Linked DNA regions of Mus musculus: region 2 is linked to region 1. The links are chromatin contacts, found by Hi-C or POLR2A ChIA-PET in ENCODE. All regions are on one chromosome and are shown on one strand. The core of a region is the stretch at or near the end of the contact, and the rest is flanking DNA. Distances in the headings are between cores, read along the strand shown.

The links. A loop is a pair of places that touch in the nucleus more often than their neighbours do. ChIA-PET counts read pairs that join two places held with the same protein, here RNA polymerase II (POLR2A).
Region 2: POLR2A ChIA-PET joins it to region 1 with 74 read pairs in Patski. The contact joins the promoter of S100a2 here to the promoter of S100a16 in region 1. A Hi-C loop is called at or near these places in 7 of 37 maps with a recorded cell type or tissue (gastrocnemius, heart and left cerebral cortex). POLR2A ChIA-PET finds 5 or more read pairs at or near these places in 2 of 5 experiments (Patski and embryonic stem cell).

The regions. Positions count from the first base shown.
Region 1 is chr3:90,532,887-90,538,941 of GRCm38, forward strand. S100a16 (S100 calcium binding protein A16) reads left to right here and starts at 4,368. Exons shown (of 3, transcript NM_001356605.1): 1 at 4,368-4,531.
Region 2 is chr3:90,587,080-90,592,815 of GRCm38, forward strand. S100a2 (S100 calcium binding protein A2) reads left to right here and starts at 3,168. Exons shown (of 2, transcript NM_001195760.1): 1 at 3,168-3,275; 2 at 4,223-4,429. The coding sequence starts at 3,168. The coding sequence ends at 4,429. It also overlaps a transcript of S100a3 not described here.

The DNA of each region.
Region 1 (6,055 bases), core at 3,118-5,617:
AACCTGAGTGGAACAGCCAGTGCTCTTAACCGTTGAGTCATCTTTCCAGTCCATCTTTCCAGAGATTAGGATTTTACAAATATATCCCTGTTAAGTTTGAGCCTTAAAACTTGGAGTTGAAGATTTAATTGAACGTCTTCTAGCAGCAACATAAAACTTTAAACCATAAGTAAAGTCCACAGAGAGACTGAGAACTTTACAAAACCCTAAATACATTCCACAGAGGGATTGAGAACCTTATTTTCTTGATTTTTTTTTATAGTGAATGATTACAGAATATCAACGGTTCTTGTAAGCAGTTTACCCTAGTGGCTAAAGCTTAGCAAAGATAAAGAAGCTAGACATCTGTCTTCAAGTTAGTTACAGTTAACCTGAGTAGACCTTAGGAATTTATAAGCCTTATTTATCAAATATATGTATCAGTTATCAAACATGCTGTTTCTTTTTTAAATGTTCTAGAAGCCTGGTGTTAAACAGTTAGCAAAGTCATGAATGGTTAGACATACACCCCTAAGATAGTTTCTTTCTTTCTTTCTTTTTTTTTTTTTTTCGAAACAGGGTTTCTCTGTGTAGCCCTGGCTGTCCTTGAACTCACTTTGTAGACCAGGCTGGCCTCGAACTCAGAAATCCGCCTGCCTCTGCCTCCCAAGTGCTGGGATTAAAGGCATGCGCCACTACTGCCCGGCTAAGATAGTTTCTATTAACCTAAGTCGACTTTTATAACCTTAGCATCATACAAAAGTCCATCCTGATCCAAAATATTCTGGAGACCCATTGTCGCTTTCTTAGTCTAAGCTGGAGGTAGCAATGATAAGCAAAGTGCTCCGTAGCTCTAAGAAGTTTCATGATAGTTGTCTCAGTTGACGTGGTCCACGTGGTCCTCTTATTCAAGATGATGGTGAAGGTGCATTGCATGTCCTCTCTTTTAACCTTAGTAAAGATGGCTGCCAGCCACATGGTTGTTTGCATCTTGATGAGGTCATCAGCCAAGATGGAGGGGAGCTACATGGTTGCTATTTAAAAACACTTATTTGATCTATTTAAAAAAAAAAACAAAACACAAGAGTTGAATCCAAGTTACATATACAGTATATTCTAAACAAGAATTGAATCATACATGTCTTAGTTAGGGTTTTACTGCTATGAACAGACACCATGAACACGGCAACTCTTTTTTTTTTTTTGTTGCTTGTTTTTTCGAGATCTTAGGAATTTATAAGCCTTATTTATAAGCCTTATTTATAGGGTTTGTCTGTGTATTCCTGGCTGTTCTGGAACTCACTCTGTAGACCAGGCTGGCCTTGAACTCAGAAATCCACCTGCCTCTGCCTCCCAAATGCTGGGATTAAAGGCGTGCGTCACCACCACCCGGCTACGGCAACTCTTATAAAGGACAGCATTTAATTGGGGCTAGCTTACAGGTTCAGAGGTTCAGTCCATTATCATTATGGTGGGAAGCATGGCAGCATCAAGGTAGGCATAGGGCTGGAGGAGCTGAGAATTTTACATCTTGTTCCTAAGACAGCTAGAAGATGGGTTTCCAGGTAGCTAGGATAAAGGTCTTAAAGCCCACACCTACAGTGAGACACTTCTTTCAACAAGACCACACTACTCCAAAAAGCTACAAATAGTGCCACTCCCTTGGCCAAGCATATTCAAACTACCACTATATATATATGTAGCAAATTAAAATTACCTATGTGCAGATTTTTAAGTATAAGCCATTTGTTATTAGTTTTAAGTTAAATTTTTACAGATTTAAAACAACTTTTTATTGATTCTTTGTGATTTCACATCATTTACTCCAATCCCACTCACCTCCTCATCCCTTTTTATCCACCTTTCACCCTTGCAATACCCCCTGAAACAAAACAAAACAAAATGAAAAAAAAAAAAAACTCATCTTGTCACGGAAGCTGTACTGTGTCACAGTGTGTCACACAGTATATAACCGTTTGTCATTGTTACAGATTCTTTTTTAACCATAATCAATGAACTTACAAAATCTGACATAGTTTACAGAATAATCTCAAGAGATTTTTTTTTTTTTTTGAGAGCAGATAGCAAAGACATGGTAGAGATAAAAGGTGTTTGTTTGTTTTTTGTTCTAAATGGAAAGTAGAAAAACCTTAGAGGTAAGAGACTTTTGGAAATATAGAGCAGAGAAAATTTAGATATAAGATATCTTGGGCTCCTTTGTGCTGTGGCGGATGTTGTAACCGTAAGAGAGAATTTGGAAATGGGGTGTGTCAGCTTTTGGCCATTGATTGAACTGTGCTAAGGCCAAGCTGTTTTCAGTAAGAAAGGAGGCTTTAATAAAATCTCTGACTTAAAGGAAGAAGAAATATGGGGTCATAAAAGATACAGGAGGAAGTAAGAAAGCCAGAGGCCCAGAAGGATGGAAGGAAGCAGTGGGATTTCCAGGAAGGAAGTGAGAGACAAAAAGGACAAAGGTCACAAATAGGAGCTCTGCCTAAGGGGGATCCCAGCATCATAGAGGGCCAGGAAGACAGACGGACGGACGGTATGGGAGCACAGTTCCTGGGGTGATTCCGAGGAAACTCTGAATGGAGCTGAGGACAAAGGAAACAGAAGTTACCTTCTCTGACATGGTGTCAAGAATAACGGGGCATCCCCAAGTGAACTGAGAGCCTTGTCAGAGAGAAAGGTCTCAAATCACAGAGGAGAGGCATCCCTAGTAGGGCAAGAGGAACTTTCTGACAGACTGGTGTGGCTTTTGTAGTAAGAGTAGGCAAAGCAGGCAGCTCTGGGGGTGACACTTCCTAAGTAGAGGAGGAGAGAGAATGGTTAGAGCAGGTAGAGAACACAGCTGAAGAGGTGGCCTGGGAGAGGCTTTGGGGGAAAGGAGGGAGGGTTGCAATAGAAGGAGAAGAGAAAGTGTCTTGGTAGAGAGATGCCTAAGTGGTGGGTACTCTGGAGGGTGTAACAGGCTCCAAGAGCCAGAAGGACGTCTACTGAGTAAATAAGATCAATGGTTAGATCAATGGTTAGAGTGGGAAGGGGCAGAGTTTAGAATTTGGAGTCAAATTTGGAGGGTGGCAGAAGCTAGCAGAAACAAATGTCCCATACATTCTTTAGGAGAGTCAAACAAGCAGATTGGTTCTGTTAGGAGAGAGGCCAACTGAGCTCCTTGGAAGGATATATATATGTATATATATACACATACATACATATATATACATATACACACATACACACACACACACACACACACACATATATATAATTTGTATATCTATATGTCTATATATCTGTAGATCTATCCCAGGTTTCGAGCACCAGATGAATGGAAATGAAGACATGACGGTTCCTAGGTATGGTTGAGGAGAAGCATTTTATTGTAAATATGAGACAGGACTTCTCATATTGTAAATATAAGAAGAATCTAGACTGGACACTGCGGCAGCATAGACCATGAGAGGAGAAGGGATTGGGGGAGAAGGGAGAGGGGAAAGAGAGGGGACTAGGAGCCAAGTGTGGAGGACCAAGGCAGAAGTGGAGAGGTCAAAGAGAATCAAGAGTGCCTGTGGCTAAAATGGGTGGGTTATATAGGAAAGAAGTGGGGGGGGGGGAGGGAAGGGAAGCTGGGTGTGGGGGGGACTAGAAAGGTTTAGGGTAGGGGTTGGAGGTGAGAAGTGTTGAGAGGAGACAGGATGATTTAACAGATGCTGAGAGAGCATGCACCTTGATATGTTAATAGGCATCTCAGTTAGCCATTTGTCAGGTGTGTGTGTGTGTGTGTGTGTGTGTGTGTGTGTGTACACGGGTGTGTTCTTTGGTACCTGACAGACATCATCGTGAGAGTGGGCCAAAGGGTCCTCTCTGTTTGGCTGCAGCCTTCTGTAAGGAGGTCAAGCTGTCCAGCTCCCTTGGGTACCTGCAGGAAAGGTGTGTACGGGCTAGGTTTTTGCAGTGGAGGCATCTGCTGTGCAGGGGTTCTTAGGAATGAAATCCCTGAGCTTAGGGTGGCTGAACTGGAGAGCTGAGACCAGAAAGAGCTGTTGCATTTGCTCTAGCCAACAGAGATCAAGTGTTGGACTCCTTAATCCCAACAGCAGGGAAATCCTGCGGTCCGGGAACCTAACTTGTCTTTGGCAGGGGGTTGCCCTGAAACCTGGCTCTCAGTGACCTAGGTGAGAGAAACAGGTGATGAGCCTTCTCTTTCTTTCCTCTGCCTTGTCGGATTCTGCTCAGAGCCTGTGGGTTTAGGAGGGTGGGGTTGGGGGACTGCCAGCTTCTACCACTCCCTCTAGGGTGAGGGTAGAGGGGTGTTTAAAAAAAAAAAGGTGTGTATCCCTTTAACAAGGGCCCAACCCCAGGGCCAAGTCAAGAGTTCAGTCACTACCTTCCCACAGCCAGCTCAGCCAGGCAAGGCCGGGAGGGAGTGGGACAGATTCTGGGAGTGCAGTGGGGAGGAGTCCTGGCTCCGCTGAGCAGGAGCTGCTTGGCTGTCAGTGCCAGAGCCCAGGCCTCAGAGCCCTGCTGGAGGAGGTGGACTCACAGGAGGCAGGTGAGCCCCCAGGCCCAGCGGAGGAGGTCTGGGGCTGCTGAAGGGACTCTGAAGCCTTGGGGTGGGGGTCAAGGAAGGGAGCCTGAGGAGAGGTGCCTGCCAGAAACAGGGCAGGAAGATTTTGGTAATCATTAATTTTCCCCAAAGGCTAGTTAGGGTATGAGCAGTCCGGTGGCTTTGTGAAACCTGTAGAAGAGTATAGACAGGATAGCAGGACCCTCTCCTGGCTAAGCAGCCGACCTGGCTCATCTCCAGGGGCTGGGACATTGGGCAGAACATTCCAGGGCCTTGCCCACAGCTGTTGCGTCCTCTCTCAAACGGAACAGGGCGGAGAGTGTGTCTTGGTGGGCGTTAGGGGTTGACAGACTCTAGACACAGGCCTCACTGGACTACGGAAGCTGTGACCTGGGAAAAATAATGGTGTTCAGAAGGAACTGCAGAGGGCCCAGAAAGCCTAAGAAGCCAGGAAAGGGAGGCAGGGGCTGAGGTGGCTTCTCTTCCACCTGGGGCACAGGCAGAACCGGGATGCAGTCTTCATTTGCTCTGGGTGGCTTCCTTGGGAGTGGCCTGGGGAAGCCGGTGAGGGCCCCTGGATGGGAGAGAGGGAAAGAGAAAGGAGTGGAGCTTCAAACTGGCAGCTTTTCCACTCTAGAACCTAGGCAGGTCTCAGCTTGACTGGCCCTGCCTGGCAGAGCCACCTGCGCTGTAGGAGTGTTTGCCTGCCCGGCCCAGGTGAGGTGGTGGCAAGGCCAGGCAGGGGTGATGGATGCTAAGGTGGGCTCATCCTCTACTCAGAAGAGGAACCCTAGGAATGTTGGAGAGGCCTGGGGTAGAGGTGTGTGTGTGTGTGTGTGTGTGTACGACACCTGATTACAGTATTATGAGTTGGGGGAAAAAGTTCGAAGGACTTCCTGCTTCAGCAGAAGTTGGCTGAAGATAAATGGGGTACTTAGGCAGATCAGGACTGGCAGAGTTGATGTAGGGTGATATGTGGGTATGATGTCATGCGTCCTGGGAGGGGGCAGAGGTAGGAGCACCTCTGTGAACCATTAGCCTTCAACACTGGGAAAAGAACGCGAGGGAGCAGAGAGACTGGGGAGATTCTCTTGGAACAGTCTTGCAAACAGCGATTACAGCCCAGTTCGGTTACCGTACTAGCCCTGCATGTTGATAGCAGTTGGGAGGAATGCGTTGACTGAGAAGGGGATGGCTGAATGAATGAGATGAATGTATTGCTGGATGGAGATAGGTGAATGAATGAAAGTAATTAACGAGGCCGTCAGTGAATGAGTAAATGGGAAGAGGATGAGTGAACTGGAGGTAGACGAGAGGAACACAGAGAATGCCACAGTTAAAACTGAAAAGCTTTTTTTTTTGAGAGTGAACCATGTTAATTTATTGGCATAGTCAATTTATCAACAAGATGGGTAGTTTGTCCTCAGGAGGTGAGGTTGATTAAAATCTTGTAGGTTTTAGGGAAGATCCTAAGTATGAGAGATGAGTAGGGATGGAGCCAACATTTGG
Region 2 (5,736 bases), core at 1,918-4,417, 53 kb after region 1:
GGCTTGGAACCACGGGTGAGTCACCCTGCCCTGGGGGAGCTGAGAGAAGCTGCTTGGTGTCTGGAGGGGGAAGAGAGCTGGGTCCACAGGAAGGGCGGTGCCCAACTGGGGATGGGGTAAGGAGCGGAAGGGGGCAGTACGGAGTCCGAAGTCTTAAAGTCAGCTCCTCCTTGAAGACCCCTCCCTTGGGCCCAGCTAAAGGACACAGTGTTTGTTTTTCTCCATGGAGAAGACACTCTGGGGACCGGTGAGGGCCTGAGGGAGGGCATGGCTGGGTCCAGGCCCCTGTTTTCAACTCTGGGCAGGGCAGTCTTTCCTAGCCACTCACTTCTATGGAAAACGAAGAAGAGGAAGCTCATGTCTCCCTTTCCTCCTCTTTGGTGCTCTCTTGCATTCTGCACAGACTCTTGCTCACTGCAGCTGTGTCTGATGCAGAGCAACCTCCATTGCTCCTTTTGAAGCAGTTTTAACCAGATCCAGTCACCTCAATACCTCTTTAAGAGGTGTTCTGGTGCCAGGCATTTACAGCAAAACAAAACAATAAGAAAAGATTTCTTTGACTTCCTGGCATCCTCTTCTGGATGCCCCAGCTGTATTTTTGGACGCCAGTTTTCTAAGGGTGGTCAGGACTGTTTTTCTCTCTTTCCACATGCACGCGCGCGCGCGCGCGCGCGCACACACACACACACACACACACACACACACACACACACACACACGAGTGAGCACAGGCTGTGAAGTTCCCACCCACTCTGTGTCACTGCATTCTCTGACACTGGAAGGAACTGTGACTCACAGGCATAACATGAAAACCAGGCTTGGAATGAGTGTCTAGGCTCCAGAATAGGAGCTGTCTCCTCTCATCCCTGACCAGGCTCCCTATCTTAGTCAGGGTTTGTACTCCTGCACAAAACAGCTTGCACTCCCACATCGCTGTTCATCACCAGAGGAACTTGGAGGCAGGAGCTGATGCAGAGGCCATGGAGGAGTGTTGCTTACTCTCTTGCTTCCCCTGGCTTGCTCAGCTTGCTTTCTAATAGAACCCAGAACTACCAGCCTAGTGATGGCACCACTCACAATGGGCCCTTCTACCTTGATCACCAAGTGAGAAAATGCCTTACAGCTAGATCTCATAGAGGCATTTCCTCAAGGGAGTCTCCTTTCTCTGTGATAACTCCAGTTTGTGTTAAGTTGACACACACAACTAGCCAGTACACTCCCCATTCCCACCACACCTCTGTTTTCTTGCTGGGGCCTAGATGAGCTCAGGTATGCTCTTGGTTGGGCCTGGAGGTTCCTCCAGCTGGTGCTGAGACCAGTGCTACCTGGGAGGGAATATATGGGGTGGAAGGAGGCCAGATTTTGCCAAGAACAGGTTAGGACAAGTTCTGTTTCTCCAAAATGACAAATTGGAGGTCAGTTGGGCTGGCATATAAATCTCTACCCTGGGTGTCTTGACCATTTTAATTCCTCCTGGGTCTCTCTGCTATCTGATCTGGTGAGTACCTCTGTCCTGTAGAGGACTTGGGTTTCTATCTTCGTTCCATCTTGATCCTGGTCCTTGTAGATTTTCTTTGACTTGCTGGTGGGATCTCTCATTTGAAGGGATCCTCTCAGTGAAGATTCAGGTGGAAGGGTCTTTCCCACATTCTCCTTTGAGGGCTTAGGGGCTTACTCTGTTGCTTGTTCTCCAGTCTCTGTGTCTGAGGTCTCTGTGTCTCTCAGTTTAGATATGACTATTTAGGGAACTTTTTTTGGGGGGGGGTGGTTAGGCCTAGGAATAGGTCATGGATATGTGAGCGGTGTTTTTATAAGAATCCTGGGGTTGGTGAGATGGCTCAGCGGGTAAAAGCACTGACTGCCCTCCGAAAGTCCTGAGTTCAAATTCCAGTAACCACATGGTGGCTCACAATCACCTGTAATGAGATCTGATGCCTTCTTCTGGGGTGTCTGAAGACAGCTACAGTGTACTTACATATAATAAATAAATAAATCTTAAAAAAAATAAAAAAATATTAAAAAACTATAAGAATCCCCAATTTGAGGCAGATACAATGGAGCCGGCCGGTAATCCCACTCTCAGGAGACTGAGGCAGTAAAGTCATGAGGTCAAGGTCACACTAGGTTGTACAGTGACATGTCACAATCAATACTGAGTTGTTCTTGCTTTTGCAACGTCTCGGATTCTTTTAGGACTAAGAAGGCAGAGAGACAGGCTCTCAGTGCTTAGCCCTGCCTGGGTCCCTAGTCCTGTCTGTAGTGGCAGAGCCATGCCCAAGGCTACCTCCTGTGCTTTTCTAAGTAGATGAGGGTGGGACTAGCAGAGCAGGGCTGGCAGCGCAGGCTGGAGGCTTTCCTGACTCCAACACTGCCTCCTCTGGCCTTACTCTGGAACCCACTCAATATTCTTAGAGGAATTTGGAAGAGGTGACCCCTGACTTCTGACCGTATCTCTTCAGCTTCTAGCCTGACCACAAGACACTGGCCATTTAATTTCTTCAGTTCTAACTTCAGCCGAATCCTTCCTGTTGGAGAGGATGTTGAGTCACTTACATCCTGCCTAGGCCCTGACTGCAAAGAACCAGCACTGTGCACACAGCTAAAGCTCAGCCTGGTAGCAGGCACACCTGTCACTCTACGAGCGTCCCTGGTATGAAGAAGGAAGCACTCTTGCTTACGGGAGCTTAAGATGGCAGAGACTCTGACCTAGAGTTTGTGAACGGTTTGATCCCGTCATGGAGTCTTATACTCCTGGGCTGTTCTGATGATTATTGCCAGGTGATTCTGGGAGCCCATGGACACATCTGTGCTCTGCATTCCTGGCACAGATAGGAATCCAACTGAGACTCTAGATATCCTGCAACCCCTCCCCTTCTCATGCCTCTCCTCATCTCCCATTGGACACTCAGGCTGGAAGATCTACCTTCAGAGATAGGTCTTCAGGACACAAGGTTCTGCTCTAGATGACTCGCACAGCACAGGAAAGTTTAACGTCTGGTTACAGTGTAAAGTGGAAGTGTGGACCCTCGTCCTTAGACAGCCATACTTGCAGGGCAGAATGCAGGCAGGCGGTGACTTGTCATTCCTGGAGGGGCTTGGTGACACAGAAGCAGGCCTTGGAGACTGGACTTAAGGCGTCTAGTGACCTGCAATAGGTTGTGGATGTGATGGTCTATACCTTCCACAAGTACGCCAGTCAAGAGGACGAGAGGCTCAAACACAACAAAGGGGAGATAAAGGAGCTTTTGCGTAAGGAGCTGCTGAGCTATGTGGGGGTAGTGAGGCAGGCCAGGAGGGGAGCCTGGGCTAGGTAGGGCAAGTCTGTTCCTGCTTTCATTTCCAAGGTGCCTGCTAGTGCCAGTGCCAGGGTGGCACTGAGGATTTCCCATCAGCCCTCATTTCACAGTCCCTGGGGTGCCCATTAGGTCTATATGTGAAAGGGCTATTGATGGCTTCAGCATTCTTGAGCACAATGCTATTGGGGGCTCCAGAGTCTATCTGTCTAATCCTGTAATTGGCTAGTTGAATGGTCCCAAACTCAGAGAAAGGTAGCAGCTGGCCATGGGTCACACAAGGACATTATTGGTGGGCATTAATTTCTCTTTTTATTTTACACATTTATATGCCAAACCAAGAATGTATATAGAGAGAGTGGATTCTAGCCAAGACATACACCCTGGGGCATTTGCCAGAGAAGCGCTGTGACCTCTCAATTTGTCTCCTGCCCTGTACAGACTAATGGGTAATTATAGAGCTAGGTCTCAGAACTTAATGTATGAGGCAGGTCTTGCCCCCCCCCTTCTTCATTTTGGGTTAATTCTTTTTCATTGTTTTGGCTGGTATGGAAAGGTTTGTCTTGTTTGAATTCATCCTACTGATGGGGGGTAGGGAGGGCAGTGAAGCTCTGATTTTCTCATTATCAAGATGAAGCTGGGGCCTAGCAAAGATTAGTTTCTTCATACTCTGAGGAATACCCAGGAACCCCCCCCCCCCCACACACACACGCACACACACTCCAGTAGGCCTATTGGAGACACTTACATCATAAGTCTATCTGTCCTTCCTTACTGACCTTCTTGGTACCTCACAAGGGTTTCCCGCCCACGGTAGACCTGGCTGCCCATCTTGGAAATAAAAGCTGCACGCTGATGTCAGGGAAGGTGTTGGAGGTGGGTTGGGCAGTGCCCCACTCCGTGATGACTCCTGTCCCTGTCACCTTCAGGATAACGTAGATGATGAGAAGGTGAAGAAGGAAATGAACAACCTCGATAAGGACAGTGACCAGCAGGTGGACTTCCGGATGTATGCCCTGGTTCTGGTGGATTCTGCTATCTGGTTTAATAACTTCCTTGAGGGGTCCCCAGCGCTCCACTACCTGCCGTGGATCTCTTGGTTGAAACAACTCTCTATCTTTTTAAGTTTGTATTAAATAAACTTTTGTTAGTTTGCTGGTGGAGAGTATTATAATGGCTCAGTGATGCCTTGTGCCTTGACTGGGTCAGTTAAAGGCCTGGGAACAGAGGAGATCCTGGTTTCTAACACCTTCCGTACTGTACCCCAACTTTCTGAGGCCAAAGGTTCTACTCTTTTTTTTTTTTTTTTTTTTAGGTTTTTGGAGGCAGGGTTTCTCTATGTAGCCCTGGCTGTCCTGGAAAGTACTCTGTAGACCAGGCTGGCCTTGAACTCAGAAATCCGCCTGCCTCTGCCTCCCAAGTGCTGGGATTAAAGGCGTGTGCCACTACTGCTTGGCCTCAAAGGTTCTACTCTTTGGGATTTCACATGAATGAAATTTTGGGAATTGAGGTAGGCTGGTAACATTTTATTTGGTTAAGAAAGGTATTTTAAAAAGGAAGATTGGGAGCTGGGTGTGGCAGTGCAGATTTTTAATCCCAGCACTAGGGTGGCAGAAGCAGGTGGATCGCTGTGAGTTCAAGGCCAGTGTGGTATATAAAGCAAACTCTAGAACAGCCAGGGCTGTTACACAGAGATACCCTGACTCAAAACAAAACAAAACAAGACAAGACAAGACAAGACAAGACAAGACAAGACAAGACAAGACAAGACAAGACAAGACAAAACAAGACAAAGGAAGGTTGGTGGCATGGTGGTGCAACCTTTATCCCAGTACTCAGGAGGCAGGGGCAGGGGCAGGGGCAGGGGCAGGGGCAGGGGCAGGGGCAGGGGCAGGGGCAGGGGCAGGGGCAGGGGCAGGGGCAGCACACACAAAAAATATAAAACCCACCTACAACTACAATCATTTTATCTACCCCTCCACTAATTCTAACTTCACAGAAGGGAGGATACAATCCCAGAACATAGCACAAACCCTGACACTGAAGGCTGTAAAGGGCCAGAGATCCTGAGAGCTACTTGGGGTGGGGGTGGGGGTGGGGGTGGGGATGGGGGTAGGGGTGGGGAAGGAGTTGTTACCCTCACCTGCTCTGCAGTTTCCTTAGGATTCATTTGCAGATCACAGGCCCTAGGCACTGTGCTTGTTTTTAGAAAACCTTTTTTCCTATCTGCTTTCAAGTGGGTTAGCTCAGTTTTGAGTTTACTCCCTCCTTCTCGATCTCTGATAAAACCCCTTAGGAGCCAGGCTCAAACCAAAAATCCTTATGGTTTCTACCGTTTTTTTCCTAAGGCTGTCACTTAAGTTGCCACATATTCTGCATTCTAAAGTATATCAGGTGACAGTTTGAACACATGGCTTGCTGTACCGTGACAAGGGCCACCAGC